Linked DNA regions of Homo sapiens: region 1 is linked to region 2. Evidence: chromatin loops called from intact Hi-C (ENCODE). Cell type or tissue: natural killer cell. All regions are shown on one strand. Each heading gives the region's core, and the rest is flanking DNA. Links, peaks and the distances in the headings are about the cores only.

Region 1 (2,906 bases), core at 111-2,610, 150 kb after region 2:
CAGCATTATTCATAATAGCCAAAAGGTGGAACACAACCAAGTGTCCACCAATAGGTAAATGGATAAACAAAGTGTGATATACATATGCAATGGAATATTATTTAGCCTTAAAAAAGAAAGAAATTCTGACACATGCTACAACATGGATGAACCTTGAGGACATAATGCTAAGTGAAATAAGCCAGTCACAAAAAGGCAAATACTGTATGATTCCACTTATGTGAAGTACCTGGAGTAGTCAAATCAATAGAGACAGAAAGTAGAATTGTGGTTGCCAGGGACTAGGTGGGAGGGGGAAGTGGGAGTTGTTTAATGGGTACAGACTTTCAGTTTCACAAGATGAAAAGAGTTCTGGAGATGGATGGTGGTGATGGTTGTGCAATGACATGAATGTCCTTAATATCACTGAACCGTATACTTAAAAACGATTAAGATGGTAATTTTTATGTTATGTTTTATCACCTTTTTTTTTTTTGTTTTTTGAGACAGTCTCATTCTGTTGCCTAGGCTGGAGTGGAGTGGCATGATCTCTGCTCACTGCAACCTCCTCCTCCCAGGTTTAAGTGATTCTCCTGCCTCAGCCTCCTGAGTAGCTGGGATTACAGGCACGTGCCGCCATGCCCAGCTAATTTTTGTATTTTTAGTAGAGATGGGGTTTCGCCATGTTGGCCAGGCTGGTCTCGAACTCCTGACCTCAGGTGATCTGCCCACCTCAACCTCCCAAAGTGCTGAGATTAACAAGCATGAGCCACCACACCTGGCCCATAAATGGGAAATTTAAGCTGAGTCTTCAGCGTCAAATAATGTTTACACAAACTGACATTCTGTACCTTGAAAAGGACTCAAAAAAGTGAAAGTTTTCTATTGTGACCTGTCTCAACTTCAGATTTATGCCCTAAAGTCTCAGAGAGGAAAGAGCTGCTCAGGGATTTCAAAGGAAGGCGGAAATACAATACTTCGGAAATTAGACGGCATTTTCTTTGAAAAAGGAATCTCTTTGCCTGAACCTCCCATTTTTGTTTGTTAGTTTTCTTTCTTTTGTTTTGTTTTGGATTTTTTGTTTTGCCTTTAATCAACATGGACCTGGCTCCCTCTGCTGGAGCTAAAGTAAAATGCTGCTTTAAAAATCAATTTGGGGCCAGATGCCTTGGCTTAGGCTTGTAGTCCCAGCAATTTGGGAGGCCTAGGGGGGCGGATCACTTGAGCCCTGGAGTTCCAGACCAACGTGGGCAACATGGCAAAACCCTGTCTTTACAAAATATGAAAATTCACCAGATGTGGTGGTGTGCGTCTGTAGTCTCGGCTACTCGGGAGGCTAAGGCAGGAGGATTTCCTGAACCGGGGAGGCAGAGGTTGCAGTGAGCAGAGATGGCATCACTGCACTCCAGCCTGGGAGACAGGAGTGAAACCCTGCCTCAAAGAAAAAAAAAATTAGCTGTACACATGAGTCCTAGCTACTTGGGAGGCTGTGGTAGGAGGATTGCTTGAGCCCAGGAGTTTGAGACCAGCCTGGGCAAGATGAAGAGACCCCCATCTCTACAAAAAAAGTTTTTAAAAAATAGCTGTGTGTGGTGGCAACTGCCTATGGTCCCAGCTACTCAGGAAGCTGAGGCAAGAAGATCCCTTGAGCCCAGGAGTTAAGGCTGCAGTGAGCTATGATCTGGTCACTGCACTCCAGCCTGGGCAAGAGAGTGAGACACCGTCTTGCTCTGGTGATTCATTACCATTGAATCTCTTGAATTATATCAATAATCACTTGGGTACTGAATGTCTCCTGTGTGTATAGCAATACTCAGGGCCCCGGAGGAGGCCAAGAACTGCCATGTTTCCCCCCTCAGGATCTGTGGGTTTTTTGTTTTGTGTTGTTTTTGAGACAGAGTCTTGCTCTGTCACCCAGGCTGGAGTGCAGCGGCACGATCTTGGCTCACTGCAACCTCCACCTCCCAGGTTCAAGCGATCTTCCCGCCTCAGCCTCCCAAGTAGCTGGGATTACAAGCATGCACCACCACGCCTGGCTAATTTTTGTATTTTTTTAGTAGAGACTGGGTTTCACCATGTTGGCCAGGCCGGTCTCAAACTCCTGACCTCAGGTGATCCACCTGCCTCGGCCTCCCAAAGTGCTGGGATTACAGGTGTGAGCCACCATGCCCAGCCATGGATCTGGGTGTAATTTTTTTTTTCACGCTTAATTCACTTTATTTTTCTTGTATAAAAACCCTATGTTGTAGCCACAGCTAGAGCCTGGGTCCACTGCACGGAGACTCTGGTGTGGGTCTTGACGAGGTGGTCAGTGAATTCCTGATAGGTAGACTTGGTAAATACAGTCTCCTTCCAGAGGTCAGGGGTCAGGTAGCTGTAGGTCTTAGAAATTGCATCAAAGGTGGCCTTGGTGAAGTTGCCCAGGGTGGCAGTGCAGCCCCGGTCTGAGGTGTAGCAGTCATCGATACCAGCCATCATGAGCAGCTCCTTGGGCACAGGTGCGGAGACGATGCCAGTGCCCCTGGGTGCAGGGATGAGGCGCACCAGCACAGAGCCGCAGCGGCCTGTCACCTTGCAAGGGACGGTGTGGGGCTTGCTGATCTTGTTCCCCCAGTAGCCTCTGCGCACGGGGACAATAGAGAGCTTGGCCAGGATGATGGCCCCACGGATGGCGGTGGCCACCACTTTGGAGCACTTAACACCCAGACCGACGTGGCCATTGTAGTCCCCGACAGCAACAAACGCCTTGAACCTGGTGCGCTGGCCGGCACGGGTCTGCTTCTGCACTGGCATAATCTTCAAAATCTCATCCTTGAGAGAAGCCGCCAGGAAAAAGTCAATGATCTCTGATTCCTTAATGGGCAGGGAGAAGAGATAGATCTCCTCCAGGGACTTGATCTTCACGTCTTTGACAAAGCGGCCCAGCT
Region 2 (2,906 bases), core at 156-2,655:
TGGCTCTAGCTGTATGACTTTTGTCAAGTAACTTAGCCTCTCTGTGTCTCAGTTGCCTCTTCTATAACATGGATGCTAATAGTACCTACCTCATAGAATTGTTTTGGAAGTAAATGAAAAATATGTAAAATGCTGAAGTGCCTGGTCTACAGTAAGTGCTCAATAAATGTTAACTATTGTGATTGCTGCTGAATCAGCTACATGCTGAGGAAACGGCCAAACAAGTGTTAAAGAGAGACGGTGCTTTTATTTTGCCCTTGGTCATGTTTCTTTGCCAGGTCTTTCTTTCCACACGGTGTCCCCTCCTAGCTGAGACCACGATTTTAGGGGCTGTGGCAATGCCTGTGACCTGGTCCCCTTGTCTCCATCTCACCCACTGTAGTCCATCTGCCACACAGCCTCCAGGGTGGTCTTAGAAGGGTGGGTCACCCCCCACCCTCATCATGAAATACCTTCGGTAGTTCCCCATCACCTCTGGGTCAAGGCTAGCTTCTTAGCAGCCATTTCAGGCTGTGACTGCCTCTCCGGCCTTATGGCCCACTGTTTTCTTGCCAGGAGTCTGCACTTGCCCACCCACTTCCCTAGGTACCTCGCTGTCCTATCCCTCCTGACACATAATGTTGAGCTTCCTACCTCCCAGACCTTGCTTATGTTACTCCCTTGGCCTGGACTGCCCAGGCCTCATCTCTGTCTGTTGAAATCCATAAAAATCCAGGCTGAGTGATGCCTCCTCGAAACCTTCCCTGATTTCTCTGGAAAAGGAAGGTCCCTTCCCTCTGCTGTGCTGTGGGCATTCTCCTTTTGCCTACGTTTAGGGGTCTGTCTCCCCATCCACAAGTCCATGGCTTCCTGAGGTCAGGGACTGTGACTCAGCACTGTGGCTGGCTTACATGGAGTAGGTGCTACATGAATGAACAAATGAATGAATGAATAACGGATGGATGGCGTACAGGACAAAAAGCCAGGGTTATTGCTACAGTGTGAGGCCTGCAGACAGGGCATCAGTGAGGGTCTGTCTCAGGCGGCTCCAGAGGCAGGGCCAAGGGGCCAGGAAGTTGCCGCTGCTGGTCTGAGCTCTAAGCTGCCCTCTCCCAGCACCCATGCAGTCCCCAGCGCTGATTCCCTTCCTTGCAGAGCTGACCCATTTCTGGTTTTGAGGGTGAAGGGGTGAAAGCTACTCAGAGTCAGCCCAGGATCCTAGGAGGCTGGCTCTTGCGACTCAGCTTGGCTGCCATTAAGGCCAAGGAGAAAGGCCAGACTCACTAAGGACCTGCTGGCAGTACCATCCTTGGAGCCCAAACCAGAGTAACCTTCCTCCACCCCTCAGGGACCTTAAGCTGCTGGTGAGTGTGAAGCCCACAGAACTGAGGGCTTAGCGCCACCTGCTGGCCACAGAGAAGACTTACTTCGGCAGAGAAAAATCAGGACCACTGGTCCTAGGTTTTCCACCAACTCTGAGGGAGACCCCCAGCCTTAAGGCATAACCCAGGGAGGGGCTGGAAAGCTCCAGGCATAGAGAGGCAGTTCGACCAAGCCTCCCTCCTCCGCGAAGGTGTTCTTGCCCACTGATGGTGCTACCTCCATCTGGGGGCACCCTTTCTCTATGGCACTGGCCTCAACTGGACAAAGAAGTTCACCTGAGCACTACTCAGCCCAGCAGGAACTTCTGTGATAATTTTGTTTGTGATATTCTGCCTCCAGGATTGCATCCCTTAGTCATCATGTGACAGCAGAGGAAGCAGTCTGGCCCATCCACACGCTATGTGCAGAGCTGTCTCAACTCCAGGGCCCCTGAAAAGGAGAAGGGAAGTACCATGTATCACTGTGGCCCAGCAGGACTATGAGAGAAGCACTGTTCTTCTTTGAGTTTGTAGATGAGGACACAGGGTCAGAAAGGGTGGTGTCTTAGACCATTCAGGCTTCTATAACAAAATACCATAGACTGGGTGGCTTATAAACAATAGACATTTATTACTCACAGTCTGGAGGCTAGGAAGTCCAAGATCAAGGTGCCAGTGGATTCAGTGTCTGCTGAAGGGCCTGTCTTTCCCCTGTAATCTTACATGGTGGAAGGTGTGAGGGAGCTCTCTGGGGCCTTGTTACATAAGGGTACTAATCCCATTCATGAGGATTCCACCCTCATCACCTCCCAAAGGCCCCGCTTCCAAATACCATCACCTTGGGCATCAGGATTTAACATGTGCATTTTAGGGGGACACAGACATTTAGCCTATAGCAGGAAGTAATTTGCTAAGATCTCACAGCTAGTAGGAGGCAGGTCCAAGATTTCAGCCAAAGTCTGTCTAATGCCACAGCCCTGCTCTTCCCTCCCCCTCTTTCCCCTAGCACACAGTCCCAGTGACCTAAGCTCCAGCTTTTAGTAGGGCTGCACCTTGTTCTAAGTGTCACATTCACCACAGGGAGAAAGTTGTCTCCAAACCAAGGGAAAGAGGGAAGGTGGAACTCAGCAAGCCCCTGGGCCTCCCTGAGATCCCAGATTGGAAACTGGCAGCAGGCTTGGCTGTTTTGTGACAGCCTAGATTATGTCCAGAACACCTATGGAGTCAGAACAACCTCACTGGCACTTTTTCTGGCCCACGTGCATGATGAGCCCTCCATCTTCTTCCTTCTTACAGGAAGACTGGGCTCTTTGCTTTACAGGCTCTTCTTCCAGCCAGTCAGGTGTCAATGCAGCCTGATTGGGCACATCTGCCACCCATCTGTCCCCAACTCATATCAATGGTGTGAGACATGTCCTGGGCCTCAGTCCTGAGCTTCAGAGGGAAGGCAAGCCAGGCCACCCTCTTCCTGTGTGCTAGTCTAGAAAAACTAGCCCACTCGCACACTAGAACCTGCCCAGGCCTAACGCCTGTGGATTTGGCATCTCCAGCCAATGTCACCATGAG

Evidence for each region. A loop is a pair of places that touch in the nucleus more often than their neighbours do. Peaks named below come from ENCODE experiments on the same cell type or tissue, not always from the same donor. Only the 100,000 strongest peaks of a DNase experiment are listed, where the experiment ranks them.
Region 1: it touches region 2 in a loop (11-fold over the local background); 25 of 110 quality-filtered maps call a loop at or near these places.

Annotation. Positions count from the first base shown.
Region 1 is chr11:17,228,463-17,231,368 of GRCh38, reverse strand. It overlaps the pseudogene RPS2P40. Among named protein-coding and RNA genes, the nearest start is that of PIK3C2A, 22 kb to the right of the region's middle. In natural killer cell, for the core only: CTCF peaks have their summits at 877 and 1,080 (motif pointing left); DNase peaks (open chromatin) are centred at 308 and 1,098.
Region 2 is chr11:17,382,574-17,385,479 of GRCh38, reverse strand. It overlaps KCNJ11 (potassium inwardly rectifying channel subfamily J member 11), which reads left to right. Exons shown (of 1, transcript NM_000525.4): 1 at 1-232. Among named protein-coding and RNA genes, the nearest start is that of KCNJ11, 4.6 kb to the left of the region's middle. In natural killer cell, for the core only: CTCF peaks have their summits at 1,151 and 1,358 (motif pointing left); a DNase peak (open chromatin) is centred at 1,369.